Regions from separate parts of the Mus musculus genome. Here region 2 is linked to region 1. A link is a loop called in an ENCODE intact Hi-C map of the cell type or tissue named here. Cell type or tissue: heart. All regions are shown on one strand.

What was found. Peaks named below come from ENCODE experiments on the same cell type or tissue, not always from the same donor. Only the 100,000 strongest peaks of a DNase experiment are listed, where the experiment ranks them.
Region 2: it touches region 1 in a loop (4-fold over the local background); 2 of 42 quality-filtered maps call a loop at or near these places.

What each region holds. Positions count from the first base shown.
Region 1 is chr4:53,698,831-53,706,830 of GRCm38, reverse strand. Fsd1l (fibronectin type III and SPRY domain containing 1-like) reads right to left here. Exons shown (of 13, transcript NM_001195284.1): 13 at 1-5,790. The coding sequence ends at 5,668. Among named protein-coding and RNA genes, the nearest start is that of Fktn, 11 kb to the left of the region's middle. In heart, no CTCF peak of the experiment used is centred here; no DNase peak of the experiment used is centred here.
Region 2 is chr4:53,436,534-53,444,533 of GRCm38, reverse strand. It overlaps Slc44a1 (solute carrier family 44, member 1), which reads right to left and starts at 4,118. Exons shown (of 16, transcript NM_001374697.1): 1 at 3,818-4,118. The coding sequence starts at 3,850. In heart, a CTCF peak has its summit at 4,385; DNase peaks (open chromatin) are centred at 3,293, 4,253 and 6,973; H3K4me3 peaks cover 3,308 bases; H3K27ac peaks cover 2,709 bases.

The DNA.
Region 1 (8,000 bases):
GAAAATGAGGCAGTGTGCTCATTTCAAACACTCTTGCAGCACTGAATACATCATGTGTACTTTAAATAGTCTCCATCCACAACTTAGAGGTTAAACCTGAGGAGCTGGAATTTTTATTATCACAACTGCATAGCAAAATCATGTCCAGATAACAAACATACCAAAATCTGTGGAGTAGGATAACTTGTAAACTATTTAGTACATCCAATTTAGAGGAACACAACTATGTCCAGACAGATAATAACTGGTCTAGGTAATGAACAAGGTTTTGAAGTATTTCCTTTTTAATAAAAGGTACAATTCAATAAAGTTGATATTTATCAAGGGCATCAAATTGCTGACCCACTTGGTTGTTGGAAAAGTTAATTCAGCCACGTTCACTCTGCATGGGCACCGGCTGCTCTAGTGCAAGTGCAAGTCCTGGGGGGAAGGAGCTGTAGTCGTTTGCTTACGTAGGCTTCCCCGCTACACATGAATGCTGCAGTAGACTTTATAACTTGGAAAAGTTGTGTAGTTGATGAGAAATATAAAAACAATCATGCACAAACTTAATTGATACTAAAAGACATTTTGAAGGACGTCTTATTTTTAAAAATCATTTAAAATCACTGCTTATACCAACTTAACATGCTTTTTCTAACTAAACAGCATTTACAAGTATCCAAACACAACCATTCTTAGTGGAAACCACCCAGTTCACATGAGAGTCCGTTTCACTACACTCCTCACAACAGCCCTGTGAGGTAGGCTAAACAAGGTACAATATTTGAAGTAAGGCAATAGAGGCCCAAGATTGAAGAGTGATTCAGAGAGGTCATAGATTACTGTATGGGGCAGCTATAAAGATTAAGTTTAAATACTTAAAAGAATGCCAAAAATCTTCAAGACTTGCAGTTTTTACCTGAAGTTATTCCCCAACTTTAGCTATTGTATCTTAATAGAATCAGTTATGGATTTGATTTCAAAGAAATTCCATTAAAAGATCAGTTAGTCTCAGTCCTTTGGTATCTTACAGATATTGGAAATGTTAGTAAGAAATTCTTCTCATAGTCCCACACACTTCAAAAAGTTCCAATATTACTAAAATGCCTTTTACCAATTTCTTCCAATTTGATTTATTGTAAAATTGGTTCAATCTTAAGTTCCAAGCCAAGCAAATACATTCACTGACCTCTGCCCTACATACTGCATAAACTTCTACATGTTTATTCCTAAGCACCAACTTGACTATTACTAAGAAAATATATAATTTTAAACAAATATAACTTAAATGATTATGTATCAAAGCTAGTATTATTAACCCAGAAAAAAGTACTCTTTTGATATGGTTGGGTAGTCAGATAAAGTTCTATGGTAATTACTGGTATTGATTACTAAGCCAGTATCATATGGCATGTCCAACGTTCCAATGCGAACAAAAGCAGCAAACAGTCCACTTAAATTCCAACTGGTACAAAGTTCCTATGGTACTCAGGTAATCATCCCGCTCAGGTGACACAATACTGACATCAGAATCACAAATGTGAACACTGTTACGAGACACAAAACTAAACATACAAACATGAGGTAATGTCGCTGTGATGGTTTTCTGTAAGAAAAGCTTTATTACTCTAGGTCTGAGCACTGGAGTTATGAAAAAATATACTGGCTTGAAAACAACAACTTGGTGGTGACATGGATACTGAGTAATTTCATGCTTACTTCTGACAGAATGAATATGATGTAAAAATAAAACAAGAAAAGTAACTTTTCCAAACTTTTTATTATAATGTAAAAGTGAAATATTACTACGAGTAGTTAATTTACAAGCAACAACAAATGTACTTTAAAAAATTTTTAAGGTATGTGTGTGTGTGTGTGTGTGTGTGTGTATGCGCATGCACATGTGCACACACATGCGCAGGTTAAAAGACAACTTGCAGGAGATAAGTCTCCCCTTCCATTTGGGTCCCAGGGAACAAACTCAAGTCATCCAGTTGGCAGCAAGTGCTTTTCTTGTGAGCCATCTCAGCAGCCCATGAATACAGTTTTTAGAAATTTAGTGACATATTAACAAAACATTATTTTTAGATCAAGACTATCAAATCAAAAACATCAGAATGAGGTTCATATGGTGAATTAAACTCTACTACTTTTGCAAACATAGACAGAAAGTAATAAAATTGATGATACATCATAAAAACTTAAGTAGTTATATGAATTATATGCTGATCTAACAAAGATGCTAAAAATCTATGACTAAAACAGTTGAAATTTTAGCCTAGAGTAATGTATTTCATGGTAAGACATCTATACTGCTTTCTTTTAAGATTAATATTCTTTGGAGTAATCACTTCTCATATATATCCCTTTCCAATTTTTAAAAATTGTTTTTGAAAGAAACAACTACAAATACATAGATAGCTATAATTTCATGGAAAAGATATATAGACAAAACTAGGTAATTCTAGATAATTGACCTAATTAAAATATTTCATCATAAATATTTTCTTTTATTATTTATATCAAGGATCAATCATGGAAGTTCAAATTATACATACTATTGTTGATGGTTCGAATTTTTTTAGAATCTTCAGAACAGAATGAGAAGGCTTAGCCTGGCTGTCTAGTAGTTGATGACACACGGCAGAGGTGCTATCAATTAAACGTACAGACAGACAGACAGACAGACAGACAGACAGACACTCTTAACACTTTTTAAAAAGCCTATACCTGGAACATTCAAAAGATCACTGTATTAATATTAATTTCTATGTGCATTAGTCATTAAATACTTGGTATATCCATATTTACCAGTATTTAAAAGATGTGACACAATCAGCTGAGTCAAATGAATTGTAGCAAATTCTTTTTCTAAAGTGCTTAAGGCAGCTCCTTCCTGTCTACTTCCAGCTAAATGAAACTGGTTTGGATTCAACTGCTAAGAGGGAAATACAATACTTAATACATATTTTATGAAGCAGTTCTTCACACTGGTTATATATCCCTTACAGTCCACCTCCCCTATATTTCCTTCATGGAAAGCAGCCATGTCCAAGCTGTGTAAGCAGACATAGAGCAGTGAAGAACGCTGGAGTGAAGAGGGCTGGCCAGCTTGCCACAGCTGACTGAGCTGAGCAGTTACCTTGCTTTGAGAAAATTTAACTAGGCACTCTATTCAATTATTTTAATTTAAAAAGAAGGGTTGACAAAATTCAATTTAACATAATAAACTTAAGATTTTTAAACTTAAATACTACAGATTTGTTCTATTTTTAAAAGAGACCCTGATGTGTATTTTAAAGCAATGAGGGTATAATTAGTACCTAATATCGTGTGATAAGAACTTGGACTCTCATTCACTGACGTTATACTTCATTCTACAAATCTGCTGAGAAATAAAACCTTCTGGGTAACTGTCGTGCGTTTTCCAATGACTGTTTGGAAACTGTAGATGAAGGTCTCAATGATGGGACAAGGACAAGGAAGAAGCACACTTGCTCCTCTGGCCTCAATAGAAGGCCTGCACCACTATGGTCCAGTGTTGCCTGCCTTAAAGTCAGTAGACAATGAGCATGAGAAAAAGGCACTGTATAAATGAGAAGATTCAACTATGCAAGATACAGTATCATAATGAAAAGGTCTATGAAAACAGCTGGCTTTTTCCTTGTCATTTTTGACAAAATAAACTTAGTAGCCACACAAAGCAATTCTAGTAAATCACTGCTTTCAGGTATGAGTCTACAAAAAGGAGTAATTCCTTTTTCCCTAGGTCATGAAATACCATTTCTATAGGTAATGGAACAATGAAAAATGTCTTTCAAACTATAATAAATGAAAAGTAAAATATTGCTTTGGGAAACCAAAAGAATATTGATATACTTCATTCTATAAACTGCCTTAGTCTTAAAAACTACCAGTGTGTTATCAGATAATAGTGTAGATATGTGTGATATGGAGAAATAATATTCTGTCAAATTTGCTTCATCAACAGAACAAAAATAATCATGCTACTAAGTAGTAAATTTTAAGAGCAAATACTTATTATGATCTACAAGCTACATGAAGAAAACAAAAATGAACACTTCTCCAGGGAAGTTTGTCAGAAGTCCAAGAAACTTAAAACAAGAAGAGATTTAGAAGTCTCAAAAATTAATCAGAGATCAAATATTCATTTCTTTAAAGTTCTTAAAGCAGTTTTACAATCTCAACTTCTAGTTTGGCTCAAAAACCTTGAATGAAAAGTTTTAATTGACTTTGTAATAAAAGACTTTTCCGTTAATAACCACAGGTTTTGCTCACTGCTTCCCACATGCCTTCAGATTTGAAAAAGGAAACTATATTCATTTTTGGAAGAATCATAAACTTTTAAACAGTGAATGAATGGACCAAAAAGACAGAAACAAAAACCAAACCAAATCAAAACACCCCTCAAATGATTGTTTGAAAAACACATATACCAATTAAGTAGGACACATTTTGTTTTTGTTTTTGTTTGGTTGGTTTTTTTGAGACAGGGTTTCTCTGTGTAGTCCTGGCTGTCCTGGAACTCACTCTATAGACCAAGCTGGCCTTGAACTTAGAAATTCACCTGCCTCTGCCTCCCAAGTGCTGGGATTAAAGGTATGCACCACTATGCCCAGCTAGGACACATGTTTTTTTTTTTAAACAGCTGGTAAACCAATCCATATCTTTATAAAAGAACATACAAATTATTCCAGAAAAGAATACTTTAGGCACATTTCTTTATAATCTTACACAGACAAAAAACAAAAAAAAACAAAACAAAAAAACAACAAAACCCAGCAATATACAGCTTTTTACCCTTTATAAAGAACTTAATTCACAAACTTTCATAAGCAATAATTATTATCAGTGCCAAATTCAAGTGGAAGTTTTATCAAAGATGCAAAGACAGCTATAAAAGTGGGGTCAAAGCAGAGAACAAACTTAGAGAGCACGGTTTCTCAGGTGGTGCCCAGGAGCTGGTGGAGGAATGGACAGAATGACTCAACACAAACACACAAGAATACTCCTTTGCACTGCCTAAATTCTCTGTCTGCTTGATATTTTTGAGTTATAACTATAAGAAAATACTACAATATTTTAGAGGAGAAAGTGATATGAATCTAGTCAATCCATAAGTTACCCTATCAAAAACTCAGTTTATTTATAAAAGACTAAAATAAGCCACCATAGGTCAATTTCTCTGCCTAGGCAAAGATTTCAATTTCTAGGAAGCCTTGGGGGACCTTGTGTTTTTAAAGCCTCAGTGTAGCATGTAATGACAGCCGGTGAGGAGCAGAAACAGAGCAAGGGCAGGGAGAAAGGCAAGCTTTTAATGCTTAGCAACCCGGGCCCAGGGCTCGCCAGGCGTAATTACACCTACCAGACAAACCAGAGGAGCTTAAGAGACAGAAAGATGGCTTTCTACACAAACAGTTCAACACCGCCCCTTTCCTAATCACTACTCAATATCACTATGTCAGCCTCCTGCACCCCAACTGCTTGATTCTGGGACGCAGGCAATAACCTCCATGGCTGCTTCCTATTTGGTAGTTAATCTAACAGACTCCAGGCTTTAAAGCAGAACATAGAAAACCTGATTCCACCACTCAGAAATATCTGTTAGTAACTGTGTGGGAAAGGCCACACAGTCAAAGGGAAGGGAAACAGTCTGAGTTGCCATTACTGAGTGACATTGTTCAGGCTGCTAGTTGAACCAGTCATTCCGTTTTCACTTTTCTGAAGTGTTCTCACAGCACTTGGAACCTGCATTCCAGTACTCAAAGAAAGTCCACCACACCACACCTAAGAGAAGACAAAAAACAAAGTCTCAGTTAAACTCAAATCCAATTATAACTCCAGTAATCCTTAACTTTCCATTTGAAAGGCAAAATGTCACAGGGATGAACATCAACAAATCCCAAACTGATAAGCTTCGTGCTCGAGCTGAGGAGAGATGAAAAGGCTCACAGCGGCCAAAGGCTGGCTGTGTCGTAGAAGCCACCGAATCTGTGCCCAGGAAAGGGAACACAGGGCAGCGGAAACTCAGGAGAACAAAGCAGATTAACCTCAGCAAGCAATACTGAGTATTGGTACTTCCCTAATGTTTATAACCAGGGGACTGTACCCCTAAGAAGCTTATATCACATTTATGACGTTAATATTGAGACATAGCTTTAGACAGGACATATGATCCTTTGAGACACTTGCCCTGAACAGAACACCAATCACTCATGTCCTAAGATCTCAATTAATAAATAGGACCCCATGAGATGAGAACCGTCTGTAAAGCAAAGGCCCCATCATTAGAACAAAATGGCGGCCTACAAACTGGAAAAAGATTTTCAACAACTCCACATCTGATAGAGGGCTAGTTTCCAAAATATATAAAGAGCTCAAAAAATTAGACATCAACAAACCAAATAATCCTATTAAAAATGGGGTACAGATTTAAACAGGATTCTCAGTAGAGGACTCTCAAATAGACAAGAAGCACTTAAATGTTCAACATCCATAGCCATCAGGGATACGCAAATTAAAACTTCTCCGAGATTCCACTACACCTGTCAGAAGCCTAAGATCAAAAATGCAAGTGACAGCACATGCTGGCTGGGATGTGGAGCAAGGATAATACTCCTCCACTGTTGTTGGAAGCATAAACTTACACAGCCACTTTGGAAATCAATATGGTGGTCTCAGAAAAATTGGCATCAATCTATCTCAAGACCCAGCTATACCACTTCTGGGCATATACCCAAAAGATGCTCCACCATCCCACAAAGACACTTGTTCAACTATGTTCATAGCACCTTTATTCATAATAGGCAGAAACTGGAAACAACTTAGATGTCCCCTAACTTAAGAATGGATAAAGAAAATGTGGTTCACTTATATAACGGAGTATTTGTGACTTAGCTGTTAAAAAAAATGAATCATGCTGGGCAGTGGGGGCGCACGCCTTTAATACCAGCACTTGGGAGGCAGAGACAGGTAGATTCCTGAGTTCAAGGAAAGCCTGGTCTACAAAGTGAGCTCCAGGACAGCCAGGGCTACACAGAGAAACCCTGTCCCAAAAAACCAAAAAACAAACAAAACCCCCAAAAATGACATCATGAAATTTGCAGGCAAATGGATGGAACTAGAAGAAAACCATCCTGAGTGAGGTAACCCAGACCCAGAAAGACAAACATGGTATGTACTCACTTATAAATGGATAGTAGCTGTAAAGGATAACCATATATAAACCACAAACCCAGAGAGGCTAAGTAACAAGCGGGACTCAAGGGGGAATGCATAAACCTTCCTGGAAAGGGAAACAGAATAGATATCTCAGGTAGACTTGGGCAAGTGGGGACAGGAACAAGAGGAATCAGGTTGGGGAAGATGGAGGGAGAGATTACTGAGAGACAACTGGAGTTGTGGGACATTTTGGGGACCAGGTAGAATTAGGGTAGTAGAAACCGCCAGGAATCTATGAGGATGACCCTAGCTAAGACCCCTAGTAAGGGAGATATGGAACCTGAACCAGACATCTCCTGCAACCAGACAAAGAGATCTTGTCTCAAAATAATGTGGGGTAGAAAATAAGCTCGGGTTGGAGTGCTCGCTCAGCATGTGCAGGTCCTGGCTACAATCCACAGCACACACAAACACGACAGACTACTCAGTAGGCAAGAAGCCTGACTGGCATACAGGGCAGTGAGACCAACATTCACATATGCTCTGCTGCGGCATCAAAGACTGTATGCCATTCACCTCTGTTGCAGGGAAATAGTAAAAAAAGACACCAAGTTCCCGCGCTTCACCCAGCTACTCTCTGCCCAGGGGCTTCACCACCTATTGGCTAGCCCCAGCTGGCAGTCTTCCCTTCTCAGCCATCCACCCCCTGTGGTCGGTGGTCACAATTCCCCTTAACCCAGTAAATCAAAACTCTAGAAACTTAAAATTAATCAGTCAGATCTCTATATCAATAAATTCTTATTCTCAGGGTGCCCAAACAATAATTTCAGAGCCAA
Region 2 (8,000 bases), 260 kb after region 1:
ATAAGACAAATAGTAATGAGTAAATATTCCCAATTGTTTTTAAGGCAGCATGGCTAAGCAATTAGGATATGGCAGTTAAAAATGTCACCCTCAGTTTGAAGGGCTTGGGACAAGACAGTGCCCAAGAGTCTTCTAAATTGAGGCTCACAACAGGTAGTCTCTTCCACTAGAAAGTCTGTGCACCTCTCTCTCTCTCTTCCTCTCCCTCCCCCACCCCTCTCTCTAGCTCTTTCCAATTCTGAGGTTAGGAGGAGGACACAGAACCTCAAAAGCTTGAGAAACCTCCTCGCCTCTAAAGCACTGCAGTGGAAAATAATGATCTAGCCATTAAGGACAAAGACATACAGCAATTTGCTAAGTAATCTTTCACAAACCCCCTTCATTTACACTGGTTTGTCAATGGGAAAGAACATTTAATAAATCTGAAGATTTACAAGGGAACTTTGAAGTTTAGCATTACAAGAATAGAAATTATGTATAGCAGGTTATAGCAGAAGAAACTAATTATGGACAGATGGGGAGAAATTTTAACACTCTTAGGTAGGATTAATGTTGTAAAAAGAAACTCCAGATCATCTTACTTTGATACCCCCTTCAAGCAGACTTTTAGGCATCATATACTGGGTTTGTTTTGAGCCATTTCCAACAATGTGTAACTACTGACTATTATTTAAGCCAGAGAAAAATCGCCCTAAGAGTTCTGTAAGTGCCCATGGAACCAGACACTTTTCCTAAATGTATGTGTCTAATACCATACAGATTATTTTGCAAATAATTTGCTTCCTTGGCAGTAAAATACCTGCACAGAATATGATGTTTTAATTTTAATTCTCAAAGTGGAATAATTATTTTGGTGGGGAATTACGATACCTAGTCATGGCCAAGGGAAAAAATAGTATCTGGACTACAAAGGATCAAAGTCCAGAAGACCATAAACTCTTTTATGAGCATCTGCAACGCAGTAAAAGACTAGGAGGGAAAACTACACTTCAACACCCAGCTCTAGAACAAAAATAAAGTGTACTTTACATACACTGATAAAGTCTAGCTTCAAAGTTCCTGGTGATACCTCTGAGTATATCGTATTTTGATTGACTCTACAGGGTATCATCAGAGCTTGCACGCAAGTCTTTTAAGATGCTATAGCACTGCACTGACTAAAATAAATACCCACACTGAGCAAGGTGTCAGGAGCAAAGGAGGCAAGCTGCTCCGTTTTACAAACCAGTGGTGCTACTGACAGAACAGGAATAAATGTGGTCTCCCACAGTAAATTTTAACTTTACAAAGTTGAGGTTTGAGTTCAGAAAAGGATAGTCTGGTGAACTTAGACTATCAAACCGTGGAAAGTGCGAGACACAGATCAGGGCTGGGGGGGGGGGCTTCACAATCAGTGACTTGCTAGCCAAATGTTTAAATTTACGTATGCACTCCATTCAATAACCGCAGCTGAGCAGCTCTGCAGCATACAGTGAGGCATTGCATAAATGGAAAGCTGAGGGAGGGGGGAAAAAGGCAAATTCTACACTCAAGAACCTCACAGCTCAGTAGAAAGCAGAATCAAACATATTCTGCCTGAAAAGACACTCCTGACCCTGAAGATTAGCTCAGTAATGTGCAGCGTTGCATCTAGAGAACATTTAAAGTTGCATCCCTATTTTATTTCAACACAACACACATAAATACAAGAGCATTCTAGATGCCTGATGCTTCTGAGATGAGTGTTGAAGACATCAGGGGATCGAGAACACTTCAGAAATGAAAATGATGGGAAAAAAAAATCTAAAATAAGAAAAAAAAAAATGATGGCAAGCCCTGTACCTAAAAACCTGCCTGGACGCTCCACTGAATACTTCAAGTCCCCAACACTGAACTAAAGCATGTTGACAAACTGCTGATTGGTTACAGAAATCCACAGGGGGAGAAAAGCACACCCCCAGGTGCATGACAGGAGTCTTGTCTGTGTCACATGGCGTGCAGAAAGCAGTGGCTGGGAGAAGGGGAAAGGGAGAGAGGAAGCGGTCTGCATGGAGGGAGACAAGCCCGTGACCCACTGCCCATTTAAAGTGGCCTCCTGAGGCAGAACCCATCCCTCCCACACTATCCTTCACACATTGAACAAGCCATCCATAAACTATCAATACCTTGCTGTCTTAAAGGCATTTCACCACCAAATGAGCATGCACAGTAACCCGATTCTGAAAAGAAAGGGAATGTGAAAGACACTTTTTGATGAAAACTCTATGTAAACAACTATTAGATGAGCAATGCCCAACTGATAGATGCACCCCCTGCCTAAATCCCCAACTAAATCCCCAAAGGTATGTGTTTTTCTACACCTCTATATGCTAATAGAAAGCCGTGATCCAGCCTTCCTTAACACCAGGCACATGGTTTTCCTTTGCTATCCTAACTGAATAAGGTTTCACTAACTAAACCAGCCAGCCTAAGAACTGGACAAACAGGATCAATGCTCAATAAAGCCATAAATGTCCTCCACTCATCTCCAATCCTAGTTGTTTCTGTGACAGATCTCAGATTTTTCAGAGCAAGTATGCAGGTTATTTAAACCTGAGTTATATATAGTCACTTAGCACCAAGCACTTCTGTGTCACAGATGCTACATCTCTAGAGGAATTTTTTTCCCCAAAAAACTAGCATTTTTTTTTCTTCGCCAAGAACCAACCAGCCTTTATTTCTAGAAGCAAGCGCATACTTCTCCCCATCACCACCACCAAACAAACAAATCACAGACTACTGTTAAATTCTACGCTAATGAAACTGTGGAGAAACATCCCAGGCGTTGTCAGAGCCTATTTTTCATACACCACCACCAGACAGTTTGATGCAGTATTCCTGATTGCTTTTTATCGTATTTGTAAATACACTCACTAATCCACTAAATTAGATAATTTACAAACAGGTCCTCTCAGTTATTAGTGGCCAGCAGTCAAGTTCTATTACATCTGATCCTTACACAGTTGTCCAAACATTTCCACCCAGGTTAAAGGCTCTGATCGGAAAGAGAAGGCGGCTAGCGAAATTTGGATGGGGGCAGGGTGGCAGCTGAGAGAAATCTCTGCATCTCAGCCCTCAGCGACAACATCCAGCCAGTGCCCACAGAAAAACTAAATTCGGCACCTCTTCCTCCTGTTACACTGGCAACAAAGAGGGAGTTTCCGTAACGCTCCCGTCACCCACCAGGTGCCCAATCTCCTTCCCAGCCCAGTCCCCCCGCTCCCGCAGGGGCCTCGGTGCGCCGAGAGGCCGCGGTGCTCAGGGTCAAGGCACAGAGGGGGGATGGGATGGGGAACGAGCGGGTGGGATCTGTGAAATGGGCCCTGGAAGGGCACCGGGACCCAGTGAAGCACCTGATCCCGGCCAAGGGGGCCCGCAGACCAGGGGAAATGGGCAGCTTATTAAATGGATCCGAAACTAGAATAAGGTGGAAGAGAGGTGAAGAGCCCAAGCTGGGGTACACCTTCTGGGGACACGGAAAACAGTCTGTGGGTGGCGGGGGGGCTCGGCGGAGGTGGAGAGCAGGCTGGCGGGCCCCAAGGAGAGGGAAGCGTATGCCTCCCCGGGGCAGAGCGGGCGCCCGGGGCGCCTCTACCTGCAGACGGGCGGGACGGGCTGCTCAGGTGCGAAAGCGGGGGAGGGAGCGCAGCGGGCATTGGGGGACCAGGCACGAAGCGCCGAGGTCGGCGGGGACCGGAGGGGCGCAGGGCACGGCAGGGGAGCGAAGGGCACGGCTCGGCAGGCGCTCACAGCGCGGGGTGGCATCCGGGCGGGCGGCCGGGAGGCGGGAGCCCCTCACCTGCGCGGCGGAGGCGGAGCTGCAGCAGCCCATGGCGGGGCCGGAGGAGCCCGGAGGCGGCGCCGGGCGCGCAGCTACGCCCCGGAGCCCCTCGGCATGCGAGCCGGCGGGCGCCCGGGGAGGGCGCGGCCTGGCCCCGCACGACTCGGCAGCGACGGCGGCGACGGCGACAGCGGCAAGAACTCAGGAGGCTGCGCGGTCCGGGGCAGGCGCCGGCCACATCCCCCGGCGGCGGCAGCGGCGGCGGCGGCGGCTGCGCGGCTCCGGCTCCGCTCCTGCTGCTGCAGCTGCTCCCCAGCGGAAAGGGGCGGGCGGCGGCGGCAGCCCCTCCCCCTGGCCCCCGCCTCCCACCACCCGCTCCCAGTCCCGCTCCCGCTCCCTCTCCCGGGCTGCAGCCGCCTCCTCCTCGGCGCCGCGCGCGTCTCCCATCAGACTCCCCGCCCCCAGTGCAGCGCCGCGCGGCGCGGACGGCGGGGACGACGGCAGCCCAGAACGAGGCCGGGCCCTTGGGCGCGCGCAGGAGTCTGCGCGGCGCCGGGCCCATTTCGCGGTGGCACCGAGGCCGAGCTCTGCCTCGGGGCGGCGAGAGGGCGTCTGAGGCCGAGGCGCCCGTGGACCCGGCGGGCTCGCAGAGGGAAGGCGGCCGACTTGCTTCTGTACGCGCGAGGCACGGGGAGGTCACCGGGGGTCGCTCCTTCTCCCGGGTGGGAGCGCCTCTGAGGTCACTGACCCGGAGCTTTTTTTAGGGCTCTGGCGGCTGTTTATGTTACCCAGAAGAGAGAGTATTTGCAAAACCTCCCATGGAGAAGGAATGGGTGATGGAAGTGGAAAAATATCATCTGTTGCTCCTGGCCCCATTTTGCTGATGTGGACACTAAGCCTTGAAGGAGGCCGACGACAGTGAGAGCACCCAACTGGAAATTGTAGTAAAAGAGCCAGAAATGGGAGGGGAAGGTAGTACTCCAGGCCCTCAAGTCAAAGCCATGTTGGTTCTTCACTAAACTTTCTTACACATGGTAGCGCGGGCACACACATAAACACACGCACCAATTCATCTTTAAAATATTTACCGAGGCACTCACTATATTACAGTCTAGAAATTTATGGCACTAAGATTAAACAGGCGATAAAAGGCAAAGTTGCTACTCTCTTATTAAAAAAAACGAAACCTGTATTAATATGCGTTGGGGGTAGCAACAAGTTAGACATGCACAACCTTTAAGAAATTTCCAATGTTAGGGAAGTCATTACAGATACAGTGAAGCGAGAGCAGTTTAAAAATGGCGAGAGTAAACAAGGTCATGATTAACTATCACCGAAACGCGCATGTATCTAACACTCATATAAACATTCCGGTCTTGTTTCATATTGTCAAGGTGTTGCAAAGACTGGGATCAAAAGGTTTGCAAAGATACCAGAGTGAGACCCCAGAAATGCTGACTTGTCCATAAAAGGCAGATTTCAAGGTGACTCAAACTCAAAGGGGAAGTTGACTAGAGGAGCAAGGAAAGGAGAAATCTAAACAAGAGGGTGGGGAATGGGTGTGGGTGGGAGGGGTATGGAATGGAGACAAACTCACACACAGAAAATTCCCTAGTTGGTGTTTTGCATTACCATTTCCTGGATGGCTTGTTCCTCCAAACCTCATGATCCTCTGTGAAGTCCTGATAGCAGGGATGGCTGCAAAGTGTAAGATTAAATAATGTGGGTAGGCAGTGGACAGGTCAGTGAATAAGCACTCAACAACAACTTCTTCAGATCCTTGACTTTTCTGCAGTTTGACCTGAGGCTCTTTCCTAGGCACAGGATGAGTGACTTCCAAGGCTTCTTTCCCTACGGGTAACCACTGGGTCATTAGCTGGAAATGAAGAAATAAAGCATTAATTGCTGTGGGTCCCAATTCTGTTCATAAACTCCACAGTAAGATTGTAAACTCCCTGAGAACAAGGGGAAGTATTCTCTTCTTTATATCTCCCTGGGCTCTCTGGGGTGTTTGTTGAATTATTCAATACAGCCAGGAATAAAAATCCCTCCCATGAGATTTTTCCCTCAAAGCCAGAAAAGGACATCTTGTTTTTAACTGAGGGAGGATGCTGAAATTACAGTCTTAAACAAGAAGCCATCTGTCTTCCTTCTTTATAATCAAGGAAAGAGGAGTTGTCTCTCTTAGCAAGTCAAGATGGGAGCTTTTCTCTCCGATTATAAAAATCTCTCTGGCTAGCACAGTTGTTCCATGTAGTAGCTAGTGCTTATTTTATCACTGGAACTGTAGAAGTGGCTGGATCTGTAGCTGGCCTTGTCAGTGCTTCACCAAAGCGTGGGGTGTTTGGTTGTTTGTTTGGCTGTTTGTTTTGAAGATCTCTTCCGTGCCTTGGATGGTGGATGGATAGATAGCCCAGTCCGAGCACAGTCACATCGCACGTACTTGCTCCTCACTGGAGGGTTCCCTTTCAGGAGTAGAACCAGGCCTTCTGAGGTTCTGCACGGTGTTTCATAAACACACTAATTATGTATGCATATGAACGTGATGCTGTAAAATTACACCCTTTCATTAGCTGGAGAGAAACTGAGAATCTCTAAGTCGATATTCTGTCCCTTTGAACAACAAGTCTCTTTCCCACAGCCATGGTGCCCAGAGAAGCCTCCTGGACACAGTGATTTAGGAGGAAGCCAGAGTGAGGCTCACGCCTGAGCAGTGCTGAGTTCAGTCTCCCAAACCTGGGGGGGGGGGGGCGGGGGGCGGGGGGGGATGTAATTTAGAGGGAGGCTTTACTGTTCTGTGCTTTTCCCTCTTTCTCATAAACCAGCACACACAGCATTCAGCGGAATTAAATTACAGTAAATTCAGAAAGGAGAAAACTGTTTGTTTGGTTTTTTTACCCGAGCCAGAGCTCAGGGCTTGGATCTCACTACCTTGAGGTGTCCTGAGGGAAAAGCCCTCTTAAAGGGTATAAGGTTTTTTCAAAACCAAGGAGGTTTGTTTTTTGTTTTTTTTTTTTTTTTTGAGTTACATAAGAACAACGTCTGCACTAACCAGGATAAAATTATAAGGCCTATCAATCTTGATGCTGCAGGGTAAAATCAGATCACCAGCTGAGCCAGCCGGAAATGCTTCCCAATAGTCTAGTATTGCATAATTGGCCGTGTGAATTCCAGGGTTTCCAGCCTCAGAAGGCTCAGCGCTGGTCACTCACTGAAGGGAAATACAGAACTTATGGTCTTTCCAGTGATTTCAGTAAAGCCTGACTCATTGTTCACATGAGGTCAGGCTTGAGGTGGAGGAGGGGAAGATGTCATAAATATAAACGAATCTATATGTGAGTGGTGTGTGTGTGTGTGTGTGTGTGTGTGCCCGATCAACCCTCTAATTTAAAAACCCTGGCATTTGGTGCGTTGGCTGTGTTACGTTCTAACATACTGTGTTCACAGCTCTATCCCACAGGCACACAATCCCTTCAGCTGAGCCCCAGCTTCCAGGTCTGCCTCACCAACCTCCCTAAGAGCATTCATAGATTACCCCTGGGAAATACTCCTGAATCAAAAACTAATTGTAACCGAAGGCTGTAGCTGTTCATTCATTACCGGAGAGCCAAGAGCAGATTCTATTTGAGACCTCAGCAATGCATTTCAGGTTCCCAGGTAAGTTTAAGAGTGAGAGACCTGTGAAAGCTCTCTCCTGAATTTGAACACATACTCAGAGAATTTGAACACATATCCTTGTTCTGGAGAGTCTAGAGATTGCGAATTCCTTCGCTCCATAACTCTACCTATCCACATTTCTAAGTTTATGTTTTTCCAGTGTTACTGTATAACTCTGTGTTAATTAGGGTTTTACTGCTATGAACAGACACCATGACCAAGGCAACTCTCATAAGGATGACATTTGATTAGGGCAGGCTTACAAGTTTAGAGGTTCAGTCCATTATCATCAAAGCAGGAGTGTGGCAGTATTCAGGCATGCATGTTGTAGGAGGAGCTGAAATTTCTACATATTGTTCCAAAAGCAAACAAGAGAAGACTGGCTTCTAGGCAGCTAGTACAAAGGTCTTAAAGCCCACACCCACAGTGACACACCTACTCCAACAAGGCCATACCTCCTAATAGTGCCACTCCCTAGGCCAAGCATATACAAACTATCACAAACTCTGAATTTTATTTATTGTTTTACTTGGGGTTTTTGTTG